Regions from separate parts of the Homo sapiens genome. Here region 2 is linked to region 1. Evidence: read pairs that join two places in POLR2A ChIA-PET (ENCODE). Cell type or tissue: PC-3. All regions are shown on one strand. Each heading gives the region's core, and the rest is flanking DNA. Links, peaks and the distances in the headings are about the cores only.

Region 1 (4,390 bases), core at 258-4,257:
CCAAACTCTGGACTAACAGACTTCCTGGCAGGAAGGGGCAAGCACATTAAGCTGTATATAAGACACATCGATAAAAAAAAAATCAAGTAAATGTGTTACTTTTATACAAATAATTACAGTGAATTTATGTTTCTTAAGTTCCTTTTCTCATACATTGATCTTTCTCTAAAATGAGTATAAGTATACCTCAAATAAAAAACAAACTAAGAAAAAACTTAAACTCTTATCATTTACTCTTAACAATTAGGGGCTTAATGAAGGCCAACCTTGTGAAGGCAGTAATGCAGTCAGGGGAAACGTGGAGCCCCTCTGCCATAGCCTTCCCATCCAAAACACAGGCTTCAGTGGCTCACTTCACCCAAGCAAGTTGGGTTTCAGAACTCACAGACCAGGTATAAACAGGTCTAAACAACAATTCAAACCCCAAATGCATACTGTCCTCTAATAATACTGCTCTTGTTCCAATTTCTGAACGCTTCTTTTAGAACTTCCCCTAGAACTGGCTTTTAGATGTATCAGAAAAATAATTTCATTTACTTTGTAGTGAGTTCTTGTTTTTAAGAAAAAAGTCTATAACCTGGCTGCATCTTCCTCCCACACACCGTAGTGGATTTTGGCTGTTATTAAACATTGGAGCCATTTTTTAGGGACAGCTGTCACCACTATTGAAACCTAAAGGACTATGCGGCACATTCTGAAGGCAATTCCAGAAGACGAGCTGTGGCTGTGCCTGTCCCCAGGGGCTGCTGGACTGGAGGGACAACAGCCTCTGGATACACATATTCCGGTATATTTACAAAAACATTCCTCCCACTGCCATGTTATTTTATGATCAAATTTGCTACATGTCCCGTTTTCACAGTCTGTAGGTATTTTTTACTTATAAACATAGTATGAGTAATTCTCTACGAACAACTGTATAGATACGACGATAGAACTGAAGCAGATGGGAGAGGCACAAACCCTGGTCATGATGTAGTTGTGCAAGCTGTTCACGAAATGCATGAGCTTCACTCTTAAGAGGAACATGCGATGAATCTGCTGTCTTACTGGTTCTTTTTGTGGTCCGAACTGAGCAACTGTGTCTTGTTCATGTATAAGGCCTTCTTTAAGTCGTGGTTTTTCTGCAGTACTAACCAGTTCTATAAAACATTGGAAGAGCAAAGTGGACAGAAAGAGCATCAACTCAAACCCCACTGCACCATGACGCCTGGCAGAAACACTGACGGATGTGGTCCTGGCACCACAGAAAGCACTGGCAGGGGTGGCAGGAACCGAACCTCAGTGCCTCTGGAAGGTGCAGTGGGAAAAGTTTCCTGTATCACTTTTCCTAATCAAGTTGTTGCATTTCAGATCAACTGTACATACAACTTCCTGATCTTTCTTTCAGGCATTTGATGTCCATAAAACTACTGCTAGAATACGCACCATTTTGGCATTTGTGTACACATAAAAAATGATCAACAACCACCAACTTTTTTTTTTTTTCCAGATCCCCGTATGCTTCCCTTTCCCATTAACCTCTTTTATTAAGGGCTAAAATTAAATAAAATTACAATTTATCTGCTGAAAACAAATCTTACCACCAAAAAGTAAAACATCCAGACTATATTTTGCCCACTTTATTTGCAATAAGAGAAGAAACACTTGATTATAAATTTTTTGACATTCCAAACTTATAACAATGTCCACGGGCCATGGGACCTATGAAACAAAAACAAAATTAGAAAGTAACCAATTACTTGCATGTTTTAATGTTAGCAGAAAACACGGTTCATACAAGGAATATCAGCATATACCTTGTAGCTGAGGGTCAGACCATCTAAGATATGAACAGGCAGCTTCTTCTTAGCTGTGTCAACATTTTCAAAAGATATAGATAGACTAAAGAAAGAAATTCCAGTTTTAGTTTGTGAAAGCACTATGTCACACAAAAATGCTCTTTTAAAATAATTGGTATTTCATTTACATAATATTCCCCAAAAGATACTGCATTTCATAAAAGAAATGCAAACATTCCAACAAATGTATCTCTTCTAACATATATTCCAGAGCAGAAATTTGGATTTAGAAACAGAGAGGGAGAAAACTTTTAAACAATGAGTTTAGTTAAAGAGACACTTAACAATGGTAGTAATTAGAAAAAGGATGAAGCTGAGGAAGACAGTAAACTTCAGGCAATGGCTGGGAAGATGAAGCCTCTGCTGAGGTTGGGGGTGGGCAGGAGAGGACGAGCAGAGCAGCTCGACGGAGCCGAGCATGTGGTGAGAGTACTGCTTCGAGAGCCCCATCGAGATGGGATGGGGTCTGCTTCTACACCAGAGGCACTGTGCAGTGCTTCATCCACAAGTTCCTGAGACAGGTTTGAATGTGACTCACAGAGGAAAGCAAGCATCTAACATGGACATGAAAATGTCCAAGTGCCAGGCACTATTATGTGTCCTTAGCTCATTTAATCCTCAAAATACTCCCATCAGTGGTTCCTGAGAAATGATGTCCTCTTCCACAGTCACAGAGGCACTAAGAGGGGATGCCTGGATGCATATGAAGAAGGTTTAAAGTGGGGAGTTAACTTCCAAATCAGAGATGTCACAGGGCAGTGTGTGATTATGAACTGGCTGATCCATGACACAGGCACTAGTCAGAATTTTTAGCTCTTTGCCGGGTGCGGTGGCTCACACCTGTAATCCCAGCACTTTGGCATCCTCGAGGATCACGAGGTCAGGAGATCGAGACCATCCTGGCTAACCCAGTGAAACCCCGTCTCTATAAAAATACAAAAAATTAGCTGGGCGCCTGTAGTCCCAGCAACTCGGGAGGCTGAGGCAGGAAAATGGCATGAACCCGGGAGGCGGAGCTTGCAGTGAGTCGAGATTGTGCCACTGCACTCCAGCCTGGGTGACAGAGCAAGACTCTGTCTCAAAAAAAAGAATTTTTAGCTCTTAATGGCCTGATATGTATGCATTCACTCAGTGCTTAGTAGGCATCTACCAAATACTAATACTAAGTTAGGTGCTGCACTGAGCAGGCAATAGAAAGCCAATCTCTCTTCCCTCCAGGGACTCCCAGCCCAGTGCAGCACACGAAGACAAGGGGGATGTAGGAATGAGCAGACCTCTGCCGGGCCCATGAACTGGAGACTATGTCACAGGGGGGCGGGAGGACAGCACTAGCAGACACCAGAAATATTCTGAAATCCCTGAAACGCGAAGGAAGACAGGAAAGAGAACATGGTGTGTATGTGTGCAAGACATGAGGCTGGGAAAATGGAGCCAGACAGTAAATAGCTTTCTCCCTTCTAAGACAAAGCTTAGTCCATCTGTTTAGGAGGCACCCACGGGGAGCATAGGGATGAGTGGTGGAAGTCACTGCTGGTGGTCTGAGGTCACCCTGGTGAGGGTCAAGTCCGTTTTGGTGGAAGGGAGTGAGGCTGAGAGACACAGAGGTCATTGGGGAGTTCTGAGCCAGTTCTGAGAGGTCAGGGGCATTCTCTAGGAGGCAGGACTGAAAAACCTCATGTGTGGGAGCTCAGGGAGAGGAAGCACTGACTCCAGCCATGTGAAGGAGGCCATCAGACCCTGACAGGTCGTATGGTGGCAACTTTTTTCTTTTTTTATAGGGACGAGGTCCCACTATGTTGCCCAGGCTGGTTGCAAACTCCTAAGCTCAAGCAATCCTCCCACCTTGGCCTCCCAAAGTGCTAGGATTACTGGCATGAGCCACTGCATCTGGCCATATGGTGGCATCTCAACGTCTTTTGTTGTTTAGCAGGAGAGTCACATAGCTAGCCTCTGCCTCAATTTTTTCTTTTTTTTTAAATGGAGTCTCGTTCTTGTCGCCCAGGCTGGAGTGCAGTGGCATGATCTTGGCTCACTGCAACCTCTGCCTCCCAGGTTCAAGCGATTCTCCTGCTTCAGCCTCCCAAATAGCCAGGATTACAGGCGCCTGCCACCATGCTTTTTGTATTTTTAGTAGAGACAGAGTTTCACCATGTTGGCCAGGCTGGTCTCGAACTCCTGACCTCAGGTGATCCACCGCCTCTGCCTCCCAAAGTGCTGGCATTACAGGTGTGAGCCACCGTGCCTGGCCTCCATTTTCTAATAAGTAAAATAATATTAGTAAAACTCATAGGAATAGTGAGGATAAAATAATATGTGTAATTCATAGAAGACTTACTGGCACATAGTTCATGTTACACTAATTTAAATAAAGGTGGCGTCCATATTTTACCGTGAACTATCTTCAGGATAACGCTGTCCTACTGCTTCTTGGAGTTGGACATTAAGAAAAGACACATTCTGCCATGTTTCCTTTTCTCTTATTTTATCAAAAATTGACGTGTAGAAGTCATACATGGTATCTCCTCCTTCCATTAAGAAAAAATTCCTCA
Region 2 (4,390 bases), core at 285-4,284, 130 kb before region 1:
CACACAAGGAAACAGCAAAGTTTTAAATACCTCCAAGGCCTTCAGATACTAGAAGGAAAACACACAGAATATAGAATACATGAATTGGATAAAGAAATAAGAGATGGAAAAAGTTCAGTTAAGACAATAAAACTGTCAGTTACCAAGAAGATTTGAAGAACCTAATTGAACTTTAAAAAGTGAACTAATAATATTTTCAGAGTAAAAGCTCAGCAGATTAGAGCTGAAGTAAACAAGTTAACTAAGACACATGAATACAGTATCTGGACACAGCTCTGGGAGCCCCGGAAATGGAGGAGTGGGAGGCAGAAGGGCCCCTGAGAGAGGCCCATGACCTGGAGCCTGTGACTGCATTGCCTCCACTCCACGGGGCCTGGGCAGGTGTGGCTAAGACTGGACTGTAGAACAGGGAGAGTATCTGGGGTTGTCCAGTGGGCTCAATATAGTCACAGTCAGGGAATGTTCTCTGGCCGGAGGCAGGAGAGACATGGCAGAAGACTAGAGGCTGAGACTGCCCAACCCACCATTGCTGGAGGGGGCCACTTGGAAAGCATGAGAAGGAAGGGGGACCCAGTCCTACAGCTGCAAGGAATAATTGAGCCAACTGTGCATAAGCTTGAAGGCCTCCAGGGTGAACCCAGCACCTCAGACACTGGCCCCATGAGACTGAGCAGAGGACCCAGCTGGGCCTGGCTGAACTCAGGCATCTGACTTAGAGAATTGTGAGATAATCAGTGGTATTTAAACTGCCAAGCCTGTGGTGATTTGTTGTCATGGAAGCAATAGAAAACTAATACAACAGGGCTGGGCGCGCCTGTAATCCTAGCACTTTGGGAGGTGGGCGGATCACCTTATGTCAGGAGTTCAAGATCAGCCTGGCCAACATGGTGAAACCTAGTCTCTACTAAAAATACAAAATTACAAAATACAAAAATCAGCCGGGCGTGGTGGCAGGTGCCTATAATCCCAGCTACTCGGGAGGCTGAGGCAGGAGAATCACTTGAACCTGGGCAGCAGAGATTGCAGTGAGCCAAGATCGTGGCATTGCACCCCAGCCTGAGCAACAAGAGCGAAACTGTCTCAAAAAAAAAAAAAAAAAGAAAGAAAAAAGAAAACTGATACAACAAAGAGATGTGGAGAATAGAATGAGAAGGTCTAACATATGTTTAACTGAAGTCCTGAATGGCAAGAATAGGGAGAATGGAAAGGAGGCTGAAATATTTCAAAGATAATGGCTGAGTATTTTCCAGAATTCAACTATGAGGGATCCATAAAGCAACAAAGACAAAAGGCCTTTAAAGCAGCCAAGAAAGCACAGACTTCCAGGGGCCCGAAGACTATAGTTGCCAATATTCTGACAATGCAGATCCTGTAAGACTGGAAGTAAATCTAAGTACCTTGAGAAGGAAAACGGAACAATGAGTATTTTCTCTGCCAGACTGCTTTACTGGCCAATTATATTTAGATTCATTTTGGGAACGAAAAGAAAGTTTCTGTTGGTGGCACCTTACGTACTAGGATGAAAAACATTGCCAGAAACAAGAACTTATAACACAAAGAAAGTATGCTTTTGCAAAAGGTCCATAGATGGTGCGAGATTTTCATCCACATACCACATTTTTAATAATCTCATCTTTGCCATCATGTTTCTGGACTTTAAGTAGATGGTAGCAGAAATCCAGCACAGCAAAACGCCGCTGCTGCCCAAGAAGTACGATGATCATACAGCCAGCCCAGTGTAGCCCATCACCAAAGCACTGCCTAGGAACAAGAAGCAGAAACAGAATGGGAGATGAGTGATACGTTATGAAGTCTTTTCTCAGTCTGTCTCCAGATGTCAGTGACCAAGCCATCTGCATTACTGTCTGTGCCTACACAGTCACCTTCCACAGCCAGGAAGAGAATGCCGGGCAGCCAGGTGGCTGTTCCCTGGTTTTGATAAATAACTTTTTTGGGCTCTTCTGGTGTGCTGCTTCCTGTCCCTTTTTAGATCATATCCCCTCTGTGATGAATGACTCTATGGACCTCCCACCTAGAAAAATGCACGCCCAACGTGCATACAATTGCCGTGGGTTCAGAGACTCCCTGAATACTAGAGTCCTGAGTCAGCTCTTTGGCATCAAGTAAGAATCCCCACTACAGGAGGCTTAAAAGCCGCTCAGTGAGTTTCTGGTCCACTTCCTGAGCATGGCTGGCTGCTTGTTAGCCTAACACGCCTCCCCTCCCCCACAGCTCCTCCCCTCCTCTGGGGCTTTGTCCTGCTCTCAGCACACACTTACTCGACTGTGAACTCGTGTGTCCCCACGGGAATGCAGTAGACAAACTGCATGGCACTCCACAGTCTGTGAAACTCCACACACTCGTCCACATGCATGACCCCATTGCTGGGCAGAGGCCCGCGCCAGATGGGGTCATCCAGAAAGCTCCGGATCCGTGTCAGGATGACCTCAAACATGGACAGGCCGCAGCAGAGGCGCTCCTTTGTCAGCAGGTCCCCCTCTCTTGCGATGGCAATTTGCTGCAGAAAGGACAAGCCGTGGAATGCCGTGGGCCTCCAGGCATCCAGCTACTCCACATCCTCTATGTCTCTTTTCTCTTGAGACAGGGTCTTGCTCTGCTGCCTAGGCTGGAGTGCAGTGGCACAATCACAGCTCGCTGCAGCCTTGACTTCCCAGGCTCAAGCGACCAGGTGCATGCCACCACACCCGGATAATTTTTGTATTTTTTGTAGAGATGGGGTTTCGCCATGTTGCCCAGGCTGGTCTCAAACTCCTGTCTTGGCCTCCCAAAGTGCTGGGATGACAGGAATGAACCCCGGTGCCCGGCCCTGGAAAAATGTTTTGGGTGGAGCGGGTCTACTGGCAGCTAGTGTGGAGGCCAGGGATGCTGCTAACCATCCTACGATGCACAGGGCGCCCCAGCCCCCACCATAGAGTTATCTGGTCCAAAATGGCTGAGAAACCCTGACTTAGCATAAGCAGCTGGATCACTGTAGAACTCTACCCTGACACCTTGCCTCCTGGCCTAATTTCTTCTGTTCTTAAACACCTATGGGAAAGCCTTCTTCATGAAGGGCTGGACAGTGAAAGTGATGTCTTCTGTGTAAGCCTTACGTGCCAGGTGATGTGCTAAGCTCTTTCCAGGTGTTAGCTCATCTGAATCCTCCCACCACCCAGGGAAGCAGTCCTGGTGCACACCCCACTTGCAACACTTGAGGCCTGAGCAGCCACGCAGCCGCTGGACTTCACGATGCCTTCCAGTCTGGCTCCCAACCAGGCCACCTGGCCTGGCATGGATGCCCAGCTTGCAACAGCCACAGCCATCACGGTACACGTTACCTGAGGGGTCCCCAGTCTTTCAATCAGTGGGACAAGATGCAGCGGGGCGTACTTTGATTCTAGTCTTTTCATTTTGGCATCAAGTCTCTCCCCCTCTGCAGTAGAAAAAATATTTTACTATATTCTGCTCCTTTGTATGAAACGGTAATTGCAAAGGTTTACATTTGTTTAAAAAACAAAAGATTTTTAAGTTAACATTATGGATACAGATTCTCTTTGAAAATTATTTTACAGAACTGGCTCATTTAATATTTTAATTCAAACCGGCAGAACCAATTTTCTGCTCAATATTCACTTTTCATTTATTGAATATTCCAAATGTAATCGAAAGCAGAAAATGGCACAATGAGCCTGTACCCATCATCTGCTATAATTATCAACTCATGGCCACTCTGCTTCTTATATACCCAACTCCCCCTGCTCCCATGCTATTGATATTTGGAAGCAATTCTAAGACATCATATCATTGCAGCTCTATTTCTCAATCTTCATTTAACTAGGTTCTGTACACTCCTCATTACCCCTGGGTATGACTGAACAGGCGCCAAACCCACAATCTGCACTGGTCCTTAGCTCTCCGGTTGCATACAGTGGGCACCACCCCCACAGAGGGCAGTCTGGACTCCCTGGTGGGGGTCAGCAGGCTCACCTTTCACATGGACTCGCGGCAAGATGTTCTGGAAAGGAGCCGCGTGCAGCAGGTCACACACTTCTTCTAAAGACTAGAGCAGAGAAAGAGAGGGTCAAGCTAGGAAGGGTATCTCGCCAGAGAGCAATCTGGTGCTGAAAACCAAGAACTTCTTTGCCTTTTAGCATAAAATAAACTCTGTAAGTTTATTTTATCTCTGTCAAGAGATTTCTGGGATGATGGAAATGCTTCCGTCTGTCCTGTCCATTCCGGCAGCCGCCAGCCATGCATGCCTAGTAAGTACTTGGAATGTGGCTTGGCACTTGAGGAACTGAATTTTATTTTTAGTTACATTTAATTAATGTAAATATAGACACAGGTAAGACCCAGTGTTGAATGTGTGCTCTGTTTTCCAGGATTTACC

The links. ChIA-PET counts read pairs that join two places held together with the same protein. Peaks named below come from ENCODE experiments on the same cell type or tissue, not always from the same donor. Only the 100,000 strongest peaks of a DNase experiment are listed, where the experiment ranks them.
Region 2: POLR2A ChIA-PET joins it to region 1 with 6 read pairs; 2 of 35 experiments call an interaction of 5 or more read pairs at or near these places.

The regions. Positions count from the first base shown.
Region 1 is chr15:23,004,469-23,008,858 of GRCh38, forward strand. TUBGCP5 (tubulin gamma complex component 5) reads right to left here. Exons shown (of 23, transcript NM_052903.6): 16 at 4,231-4,390; 17 at 1,800-1,884; 18 at 1,584-1,704; 19 at 964-1,142. Among named protein-coding and RNA genes, the nearest start is that of CYFIP1, 26 kb to the left of the region's middle. In PC-3, for the core only: no CTCF peak of the experiment used is centred there; no DNase peak of the experiment used is centred there.
Region 2 is chr15:22,871,212-22,875,601 of GRCh38, forward strand. CYFIP1 (cytoplasmic FMR1 interacting protein 1) reads right to left here. Exons shown (of 31, transcript NM_014608.6): 27 at 3,988-4,060; 28 at 3,339-3,433; 29 at 2,280-2,518; 30 at 1,614-1,761. Among named protein-coding and RNA genes, the nearest start is that of NIPA2, 35 kb to the left of the region's middle. RefSeq lists enhancers at 2,033-2,708, 2,034-2,328. In PC-3, for the core only: no CTCF peak of the experiment used is centred there; a DNase peak (open chromatin) is centred at 2,130; H3K27ac peaks cover 421 bases.